2 separate regions of the Homo sapiens genome follow, and region 1 is linked to region 2. Evidence: read pairs that join two places in POLR2A ChIA-PET (ENCODE). Cell type or tissue: K562. All regions are shown on one strand. Links, peaks and the distances in the headings refer to the core of each region. The heading gives the core; the rest is flanking DNA.

What was found. Peaks named below come from ENCODE experiments on the same cell type or tissue, not always from the same donor. Only the 100,000 strongest peaks of a DNase experiment are listed, where the experiment ranks them.
Region 1: POLR2A ChIA-PET joins it to region 2 with 6 read pairs; 11 of 35 experiments call an interaction of 5 or more read pairs at or near these places.

What each region holds. Positions count from the first base shown.
Region 1 is chr19:49,434,139-49,439,505 of GRCh38, reverse strand. SLC17A7 (solute carrier family 17 member 7) reads left to right here. Exons shown (of 12, transcript NM_020309.4): 2 at 2,705-2,957; 3 at 4,220-4,338; 4 at 4,624-4,738; 5 at 4,817-4,904. Among named protein-coding and RNA genes, the nearest start is that of SLC17A7, 4.7 kb to the left of the region's middle. In K562, for the core only: a CTCF peak has its summit at 2,954; DNase peaks (open chromatin) are centred at 3,025, 3,365 and 4,145; H3K4me3 peaks cover 233 bases; H3K27me3 peaks cover 86 bases.
Region 2 is chr19:49,484,614-49,489,980 of GRCh38, reverse strand. It overlaps FLT3LG (fms related receptor tyrosine kinase 3 ligand), which reads right to left. Exons shown (of 9, transcript NM_001459.4): 9 at 3,750-3,966. RPL13A (ribosomal protein L13a) reads right to left here and starts at 2,373. Exons shown (of 8, transcript NM_012423.4): 1 at 2,337-2,373; 2 at 59-131. The coding sequence starts at 2,351. It overlaps SNORD32A (small nucleolar RNA, C/D box 32A), which reads right to left and starts at 15; the gene lies at 1-15. RefSeq lists enhancers at 1,793-2,397, 2,306-2,425, 2,486-2,985. In K562, for the core only: a CTCF peak has its summit at 2,789; a DNase peak (open chromatin) is centred at 2,530; H3K4me3 peaks cover 2,508 bases.

The DNA of each region.
Region 1 (5,367 bases), core at 306-5,305, 50 kb after region 2:
TGAGAAGAGTGATGCCACAGCTGGTGGGGAGCTTCCTTGCACCCAGGGTGACTTGGAACAAGGACATGGGGGAATGGGATGCCAGAGAGATGAGAACCCAAGGTGCCTCCTTTCTGAGAGCCAGGTCTTGGGCAGGGGGATGCCGAGGGCCAGTAAGGGATCAGGTCCCATTGCTGTTCTTGTCTGTGACCTTGGAGTGCCACTTCAGCTCCCCGAGCCTCAGTTTCCTTAGTTGTACAATGGGAAGAGAAGAGAGAGCAGAGGGACATAAGGAGACAAAGACGTGGGGGAGTGGACAGAGATCCTGAGAGAAGCAGAGAGAGAGAGAGGGAGAGACAGAGAAGTTGAGACATCTCAATTTGGGGTAATGGCCTCCTAAGTGTTGTTTTTCCTCATCGCCAAGTCCCCAGGCCTGAGTTTGGGGTATCCAGGGAGGGGAGGGGGATTTACATCTAGGGTCTCCCTTCTCTGTCCTTGTCCCCTGCAAAGCATCAGGGCCACCTTCATCTCTGTGTCCTTGGTCCTCTTGCTCTAAAATGATTGATATCACCTTGAAGTTCCCTCTTTATTCTCTTGCATTTTTGCCCTTGTCCCATTTTATAGATGTGGGATACTGAGACCCCCTGTTTAGACAGCCTTGATTAGAGATCTGACATCTCCTCATATTAACAAGGAATCTCACATCAGGGGCTGCAATCACATCTTGAGTTTCAGGGTCAAATATCATCCGATGTCAACCTGGGTCAGTCTAATCTCTTTGGGTGATGGGTTCTGATGGGTGGGGGGAGTTACTGCCATCCTGTACTATTCGTCCTAGTGGCTTCAATCCCCCCTATCTCTGGCTCTCTGTCTTCTTCCTCTTGGGGTCTCATTCCTACTCCTTCTGGGTTCTGTCCACTCCCTGGCTTCTCCCACCCCTGTTTCTTAACTGCCCCTCCCCACCTCCTTAAGTTCTAGGATGGGGAGGGGTTGCTGTGTTCTCACAGCTCTTCCACCTCCCTCCCCCTGGACCGTCTGGCTGTTCCTTCCTCCCCCGTCCCAGTCTCCCTCGCCTCCATCTGTTCCAGCCCCTTCCTGGGATCCAGCCCGATCCCCTGGCTGCCTACCCACCTCAGAGAGGGGCTGCACCTCACAAATCACGTCCCCAGCCTGTCTATCCTCCGTCTCCCAGGCTCTCCATCTTTCTCTTGCATTCTGGATCTCTGTTCTCATCTCTCTGCATCTATGTTCTATCTCCTGGGTTTCTGTCCCCGCCTCTCTTTGGGACTCTGTCTGCTTCCTTCTCTAGGTTTCCATCTCTTCCCTCTCTGGGTCTCTGTCCCCCTATTTCTAGGTCTCTCTCCCCCTCTCTCTGGGTCTCTGTCTCCCTCTCTCTGGGTCTCTGTCATCCTCTGTGTCTCTGACCCCTCCATCTCTGGGTCTCTGTCCCCCTCTCTATCTGGGTCTCTGTTCCTCTCTCTCTGGGTCTCTGTCTCCCTTTCTCTCTGGGTCTCTGTCCCCCTCTTTCTGGGTCTCTGGCCCGCTATGTCTCTGGGTCTCTGTCCCGCTGTATCTCTGGGTCTCTGTCCCCCTCTCTCTCTGGGTCTCTGCTCCCCTGTTATTCTCTCTCCCTCTCTCTGGGTCTCTGTCCCCCTCTCTATCTGGGTCTCTGTTCCTCTCTCTCTGGGTCTCTGTCTCCCTTTCTCTCTGGGTCTCTGTCCCCCTCTTTCTGGGTCTCTGTCCCACTATGTCTCTGGGTCTCTGTCCCCCTGTATCTCTGGGTCTCTGTCCCCTTCTCTCTCTGGGTCTCTGCTCCCTTGTTATTCTCTCTCCCTCTCTCTGGGTCTCTGTCTCTTCCTCTCTAGATCTCTGTCCCCCTTTCACTGGATCTCTCTCCCTTCTTCTGTCTGTGACCCCCTCTCTCTGGGCCTCTGTACAACTCCCCCCATCTCTGTCACCCTCTTTTTGGGTCTTTCTCCACCTGTCTGAAGGCACCTCTCTCTCTCTGCAGCCTCTCTCTGGGTTTGAGGCAGCCCTCCAAATACCCTCTTCGTCATCACAGACTTGATTCTGGATCCAGAACGGGCGGGGGCGAGAGTCACGCTGGGGAATGAGCCAATCCCCCTACCAGGGCCATCTGTCCCCTGCCAGGACACCACCCGCCACTCCCCCTCCCTACCCCCTAGGCTGGCAGCCTGGACTCAAGGTTCCCTAGGGATGCCTGGGACGGGCTGCTGGATTCCCAGGGTCCTGGACATCTCCCCACCCCCTAGCAAACGTGGCTGAGAAGCATCTGTTCTTTTGACACCTTTGCTGAAGCATCTCCTTAGCACCTTTTGCTTCCTCGAATAGACTCTTATCCGGGAGAGGCGGCTGGAGAGTCTTTGGGCCTCGGAGTGGGGGCACAGGCTCTTGAATCCCAAAGGGTTGTCTGGGGTCTAAGTCTCCTGAGTTGAAGGATTTGACAGAGCTGGGAGAGGGGGACTGAAGACCGTCAATGTGAAGAAGGAGGGGGCTGGGGGCCTGAATTCCCGGTCTGAGGGAGATGGAGGATTTCTGGATCAGGGGGGCGAAGGGAGCCAGGGACCTGGACTCTTGGTGAAGGAGGAGGTGCGGGCTTAGAATTCTGGATGTTGAAAAGCAGGTTTTGCCCTGGATCCTGGTCTTGGGGGTGAGGGGGCTGGGGGCCTGGACTTCCGAGTCTCTGGCTCTTGCTGTCCCGCAGCCTTCTGGAGAAGCGGCAGGAAGGCGCGGAGACGCTGGAGCTGAGTGCGGATGGGCGCCCGGTGACCACGCAGACCCGGGACCCGCCGGTGGTGGACTGCACCTGCTTCGGCCTCCCTCGCCGCTACATTATCGCCATCATGAGTGGTCTGGGCTTCTGCATCAGCTTTGGCATCCGCTGCAACCTGGGCGTGGCCATCGTCTCCATGGTCAATAACAGCACGACCCACCGCGGGGGCCACGTGGTGGTGCAGGTAGCTCAAGGCCTGAGCCCTTGCAGAGCCCCGCCCCGCTCACCGAGCTCCGCCTACGCCCCCATGACGTCACACTCACCCACCAGACGTCCAGGCCACGCCCCTTCCGAAACGCTGTCGGAATAGCTCCGCCCAATCCGTGCGCCCCTTAGTTCTGACCTCGCCTTAGGGGCCGCCTCCGTTTCCTAAGCCCCGTCCTGATCTAAATGAAGTCCCGCCCTTATTTCCAGGGGCTTGATTGAAAAATGTAGAGTCCGCCCCAACATCAGGTTCCCTAGGGGTTGCCCCTGCCCCATTTTGGACCTACTAGCAATTTTGCTCACGCCTGTACCCCAAGCTCATGTCCCCGGGTCACATCTATTTAATCTCAGTCCCATCTCAGGTTCCTCCCTGAATGTGATCCTTTTTTGAAACCCTGCCACTGCCTACGTCCCACTGCATGTGTTGTGTCCCTTATCTAAAGACCCACAGGGTCTCCCAGGCTACGGTGCAGTGGGGCCATTGCTCTGTCGCCCAAGCTGGAGTGCAGTGGCACCATCACTGCAGCCTCGAACTCCTGGGCTCAAGTGACTCTCCTGCCTCAGCCTTCTGAGCAGCTGGGACTACAGGCGTGCGCCGGCATACCCAGCTAACATTTTTATTTTTATCTTTGTAGAGACAAGGTCTCACTATGTTGCCCAGGCTGGTCTCGGACTCCTGGGCTCAAGCGATCCTCCTGCCTTGGCCTCCCAGTCCTGGGAGTACAGGCGTGAGCCACCGTGCCCTGTCCTTTCTCCTATTTTAATTTCAGCATAGGCCTTGCCCCTGCATCAGAAAAGAGTCCTGATTTGTGCCTTTGTCCTACCTGAAGTTCCTCCCCTTGCTCCCTTCCAATCTGGTCCGCCCCCTTGGCTGCTTCGTGTCCCCGCCTGGACCCTGTGCAGGTCACTCCGCAAACGCTCATAAGCTGGATATAAGTGGAGAGAGTCATCATCATACATGGGCCCCTAGGCTTTCATGGAGGCAAGGAAGCAGGCAAAGCAAGGCGTCTAGGTGGTGATGGACTCTGTTGTTAAGGCAGCATAGGCCCTAGCAACGTGGAAGAGCGGAGTTTGTAGACTTTAATTGACAGAAAGATAGTGTGAGCTTTGATTGGCAGGCTTTTGGAGGTGGGAGGGGTTCCTCGTTGCTGATAGGTCGAGACGCTAAGTCTGTGGGTGCTGATTGGTGGAGCGGCAGAGCCTGGACAGGGCGGCTGATTTAATGTACATTTTGGCCCGCAGAAAGCCCAGTTCAGCTGGGATCCAGAGACTGTCGGCCTCATACACGGCTCCTTTTTCTGGGGCTACATTGTCACTCAGATTCCAGGAGGATTTATCTGTCAAAAATTTGCAGCCAACAGGTACAGTGGTGGGGTCTCAAAGTGGGCGGTAACTACAGTTGTGTGGGTGGAGTTAGAGGGCGTGGTCTTGAATTTGCGGGCTGGCTCTGGTAAATGGGAGAAGCCTGGATTTGGGGGTGGGTCTTAGAGAAAGGTGGGGCTTGCGATTGAGGAAGGTGTAAGTCAGAGAGGTGGTGGGACCTGGGGTCCCGGGGACCACTGGGCCTAGCTTGCTGTGGGCGGGAAAGGCAGAATCCCGGGCATGGCTGGATAGCTTGGATTCTTTTCTCTGACCCTTCCCATCAGAGTTTTCGGCTTTGCTATTGTGGCAACATCCACTCTAAACATGCTGATCCCCTCAGCTGCCCGCGTCCACTATGGCTGTGTCATCTTCGTGAGGATCCTGCAGGGGTTGGTAGAGGTAAATCCCCGCCTGATATGACCCTGCCCTCGCTCGGACCCTGCCTCTTCTCAGTGACCTTGGTTTTCTCCTCTTTAGGGGGTCACATACCCCGCCTGCCATGGGATCTGGAGCAAATGGGCCCCACCCTTAGAACGGAGTCGCCTGGCGACGACAGCCTTTTGTGGTGAGAGGAAGAGGGATCCTCACTCCTGAATCTGAGGGAGGAGGGGTTGGGGCCTGGACTGTTGGGTCTGAGCGGGGAGGGGCTGGGGGGGCTGAACTCCTGTGTCTGAGGGAGGAGGAGGAGACTCTGGACCTGGACTCCCAGGTCTGAGGGAAGAGGGGCTGGGGCTGGACTCCTGGGTCTGAGAGAGGAGGGGCTGGGGGCCTGGACTCTTGGGTCTGAGGGAGGAGGGACTGGAGGCCCGCACTCCTGGGTCTGAGAGGAGGAGCTGGGGGCCTGCACTCCTGTGTCTGAGAGAGGAGGGGTTGGGCCTGGACTCCTGGGTCTGAGGGAGGAGGAGCTGGGGGCCTGGACTCCTGGGTCTGGGGGAGGAGGAGCTGGGGGCCTGGATTCCTGGGTCCGAGCGAGGAGGGGCTAGGCCTGGATTCCTGGGTCTAAGGGAGGAGGGGCTGTGGCCTGTAAT
Region 2 (5,367 bases), core at 290-5,289:
GCTCATCACTGACCTCCAGCGGGGGCCCATGACAGAGGGGCCACGAGCAGCGACTTACCCAGCAGTACCTGTTTAGCCACGATGGCCGCCAGGCGGCCCAGGAGATGGCCTCGACCATCAAGCACCAGGACCTGTGGGAGACAAGGGCAAAAGGACTCAGAGACAAGGACAGCCTTTGATTGTCCTCACAAGCAAGCATTCCCTTCTTTTGTCCTACCGTGCCAACAGCGTGCCTTGCACCCAGCCATCAGAGCTGGGAACTATGCACGGAGCCCCGTTCTACAGATGAGGAACAGGGACTGAGAAAGCAAGGCTGCCTCAGGATCAGTGAGTGAGCAGTTTAAGAGGCCCAAACTCCCCTCATATCTGAGTTCTTCTATGAGTATTTTATGCTCAGATTGTATTTTGCAAAGCAATTGGATTTGAACGAAGACCAGCAAGGCTCTGCCCACTGACTACCCAGTTACAAGACCTTGTAACTAATAAACTGTAGGATTTGGTTTTGAGACAGGGTCTCGCTGTTGCACAGGCTGTCCTGTGATCCTGTGACCTCCCAGGATCAAGCTATCCTCCCACCTCAGCCTCATGAGTAGCTGGGACTACAGGCGCGCACCACCACACGCAGCTAATTTTTGTACTTTTTTTTTTGTTGAGTCAGGGTTTTGCCATGTTGCCTAGGCTGCTCTTGTACTCCTCGCTTCAAGTGAACCGTGTGCCTCGGCCTTCCAAAATGCTCGGATTACAGGCTTGAGCCACTGTGGCCAATCAATTGTAGGATGTTAACACAATCTAATTCTCTTCTAATGTATAGGATGTTTCTACCACAAATTTAATTTGGAAGAAAACCGAATTTCAGGTGGGATGAGATTAGGCAGAGTAGTCAAAAGCCCATGCTAGCTCTGCTATAGAGCACTCTGCTTTCCCCGGTAAACTGCTCAGGCACCGAACCTCAGCTTCCTCCGGAGTAGAAATCCTGGCCGGGCACAGGGGCTCACGCCTGTAATCCCAGCACTTTGAGAGGCCTAGGTGGGCAGATCAGTTGAGGTCAGGAGTTCGAGACCATCCTGGCCAATATGGTGAAACCCTGTCTCTACTAAAAACACAAAAATTAGCCAAGCGTCGTGGCAGGCACCTGCAGTCCCAGGTACTCGGGAAGCTGAGGCAGGAGAATCACTTGAACTTGGGAAGCAGAGGTTGCAATGAGCCAAGATCGCACCATTGCACTCCAGCCTGGGTGTCACAGCGAGACTCCGTCTCAGAAAAAACACTAAAAGTAGAAATCCTCATTGTTTTAATGCAAAAGCATGAAGCACACACTGGTTGTTACACATGCTTTGTAAGCGTTGGTACAAAGACTCTAAAATCCAGACAGACTTCCTGAAGTCGTGACCTTGGCCCAAAATCACCAATTCCAATTTAATTTCCTCCTCTGTAAAACAAGGATACCAGTAACTGCCTCAGGAATATGGTTAACTGAACTACGCAAAACATTGCGAACTGTGCTAGGCACAAAGACACATGCTTGGTGAACACAACTTGCCTAGATCGGCCTGGCTCTGAAATGTCACCCGCCCCAACAACAGACTACTCACAAAGAAACCTTTCCAGGGCCAATCCCTCCTTTATACTTAAGTAGCTACACCAGGAGCCAGGGAAAGGGCCCCCAGGTGTCAGGCCCAAAAGATGTCCCATCCTTGTGGAACCATTCATCACAGCTCTCGACTTCCAGTAACACGCCTCAGGACAATCGCCAATCCCCAAAACGACGGAAAACGAGTTCATTCCAGAGTGCCCCGCAGCCAACAGCTCTCGACCCCCCGCAGAAAGGCATTGAGAATTAAAAGAACCGGAGCTGCAGGGGACCCCGATTAACACCTCCACGTGAAATCAAAGTAGCCCGCGCACTGAGCGGGATAAAAATACCTTCCATTTTGGCCAAAACTCAGTTTCTCATTGCCCCGAGACCGCCCGGCCACACTTCCGCGTGTTCCTCATCGCTGAGGACACACAAGGGTCCAATTCGGCCAAGACTCTACCCCAGGGCCCCCACCCACTACCCGAGTTCAAGGTAAGCAAAATCTAGTTGCAAAATACCTGTCCTGTGCTGGAAGCTCTATCACCCTCGCCTCGAGAAGGAAATGCCACATTGTAGCCAACCCTAGGCCTAAAGAGAGCCGCGGCATTTCCTACAGATTCCCCTTATCCCAAAAGACTTCCATTTTGCTTCATTATGGATGTTAAGCTCCGCAAAACATGCAAGACAGAGAGGGTGCGACCCCATTCCGGCCTGGATCCCACCCGGCCCCTTGCCGCCCCGGCCCGCGCGGAGCCCATACCTGCACCTCCGCCATCTTCGGCAGCCGCTTGGAAAAGGAGGAGGTTTTGTCGCAGGGTTTCTTATCCCTTGAAACAGGGGCGGCAGAAGTGACGCAACGCGGTTGCGCGGACGGCTTCCTGTGTTTTCATTGGTCGAAGCGTTCTGCGCGTGCGCAGAGATTCCCCAGGGAAGGCGGGCCCTCTTCCGAATGTCCAATCCGGACATTCTTCCGGTTGGACCTCCGCGGTCAGCGCTGTGCCCGGCGAGAGATCACGTGGGGCGCGGAGGCGGTGCTGCTGGGGCACGGCCGTCCAGCCTCGGCGGCCATATTTTTGAGGGGCTGTTCATCTCGTTCACACGCTCTGTCCGCCATGTTTGTGAGTGGAAGCGCCATTACCCCTTCAAGCGACTGAAGGCTGCAGGGCCTCTGGTGGCCCGCATGGGGAGACCAGACCCGCCAGGCCCGCCTTTCCGCACTCAGTCCGGGCTTACTTTATTTTGTGAGACAGGGTCTCGCTGTGTTGTCCACACCAGAGTGCTGTGGGGCGATCATGGCTCACCGCAGCCTCCACTTCCTGGGCTCAAGGGATCCTCCTGCCTCAGCCTCTCGAGTAACTTGGACTACAGGGGCGCGCCACCATGCCTGGCTAATATATATATATATATATATTTTGTTGTGGCCCGGGAACGGGGGGAGTCTGACATGTTGGCCAGGCTGATCTCGAACTCCTGGGCTCAAGCGATCCTCCCGTTTCGGCCTCCCAAAGTGCTGGGATTACCGGCGTGAGCCCCGGAGCCTTGCCCATTCTAGGCTTAGAGATTTGGATTCCTGTGTCTGGTCGACTTCACTGTGACCTGGAGAAACCCTTGGCCTTATCTGGGCCTCAGTTTATCCATCTGTAAAACAGATGGAGGTGGTCTTCCCCAGGGGCTCTAAGAGTGGATCAAGGAATGGCTTCTAGTTGCCTGGCTGCACCAATCCACTGAGCGTTCCTCAGAGGAACTTCTCACTTTCTGGACTGTCGGCCTTTGCTTCAGCTGGGTCCCTTGCCCAGGATGCCCTCCCCACCCCCTCCAAATCTGGCTTGTCACCATCGCAATGCCATTTGGCTCTGGAAAGCCTCTCTGCTCTCCCTGCCTGGGTGAGTTGCCCCTCACACTGCCTCTGTTTTATCTCCATAGTAGCCTATGGCATCCTGCACCCAGGCTCGCTGAATCCCTTGTCTTCTCGTCCATAGCCAAGGAGACCTGGGGCACCTGGGCTGGTTCTGACTCAAATCCAGGCTCTGACATTGCCCAGCGCCGGCCCGGGGCTCCAGGGGACCTCAGAAAACACGTATTGAATGAAACATTGCATTGCAATTCAAAAACCAAGATTCTGAAATCAAAACTACCCCATTCACACCCATCCATAGACAGACCTGGCCAGAGCTGGTAGAAAAGGATGATTTATATACAATTTCATGGGGACAAGGGCTTTGTACAGAGTTGGGTAAATGGGGCCGGTGCTGGATTCTGGCGTTGCCTCCATTCTGGGGAGGGAATGAGAGGGGCCCAAGGAAGGGACCGGCCTCTAGCCAACTTCCTCTGTGTCCAGGCTATGCATCCTCTGGCTGGTGACTCCCCTCTGTGTGCCTCAGTATCCTCCCCTGTAAAATGGGATGATAGATGTCTGTCTCACTGCGTTGTTTAAGGCTCCGCTGAGAGAGGAGAGGGAAAGTAGCTTAGCTTGGGGCGGGCCACAGATTTATGCCCAAAACAACTCCATTCCCAGCAAGCGCTTACTATGTGCTAGGGCATTGCTGTCCAAGAGAACGTGGCCATGATAGAAATGTTCCCTATATTTCCCCGGGCGCGGTGGCTCATGCCTATAATCCCAGCAGTTTGGGAGGCTGAGGCTGGTGGATCACCTTAGGTTGGGAGTTTGAGACCAGCCTGACCAACAGGGAGAAACCCCATCTCTACTAAAAATACAAAATTAGGGCCAGGCACAGTGGCTCACGCCTGTAATTCCAGCACTTTAGGAGGTCGAGGCGGGCGGATCACCTGAGGTTGGGAGTTTGAGACCAGCCTAGCTAACATGGAGAAACCGTTTCTACTAAAACTACAAAATTAGCTGAGGCAGGAGAATTGCTTGAACCCGGGAGGCGGAGGTTGCAGTGAGTCGAGATTGCACCATTGCACTCCAGCCTTGGCAATAAAAGCAAAAGTCTGTCTCAAAAGAAAAAAACAAAAACAAAAACAAAATTTGCTAGGCATGGTGGTGCATGTCTGTAATCCCAGCTACTTGGGAGGCTGAGGCAGGAGAATCGCTTGAACCTGGGAGGCAGAGGTTGCGGTGAGCCAAGATCGTGCCATTGCACTCCAGCCTGGGCGACAAGAGCGAAACTCCCATCTCAAAAAAAAAAAAAAAAAGAAAAAAAAGAAAAAGAAACGTTCTCTATTTTTGCTCTTTAATACGGGAGTAACAAGCCACATGTGAATACTGAACACTTGAGATGGGGCCGGTGCACTACTCAGGAGGCTGAGGCAGGAGGATCACTTGAGTCCAGGAGTTTGAGGCTGGACTTAAACTTCTTTTGAGACAGTCTTGCTCTGTTTCAGGCTGGAATGCAGTGGCATGATCTCAGCTCACTGCAGCCTCTGCCTCCCGGGTTCAAGCCATTCTTCCTGCCTCAGCCTCCTGAGTTAGCTGGGATTACGGGTGCACGCCACCATGCCCAGCTCATTTTTATATTTTTAGTAGAGACGGGGTTTCACCATGTTGCCCAAGCTGGTCTTGAACTCTTAGGCTCAAGCGATCTGCCAAGGAGTTACAGGTGTGAGCCACCATGCTGGGTGAGATACAATAAAATTAATATCAGGTATTAGTTGGGCAGGGCGGCTCATGGCTGTAATCCTATCACTTTGGGAGGTCAAGGCGGGCAGATCACGAGGTCAGGAGTTCGAGATCAGCCTGGCCAATATGGTGAAACCCCATCTCTACTAAAAATACAAAAATTAGCCAGGTGTGGTGGTGTGTGCCTGTAATCCCAGCTACTCAGGAGGCT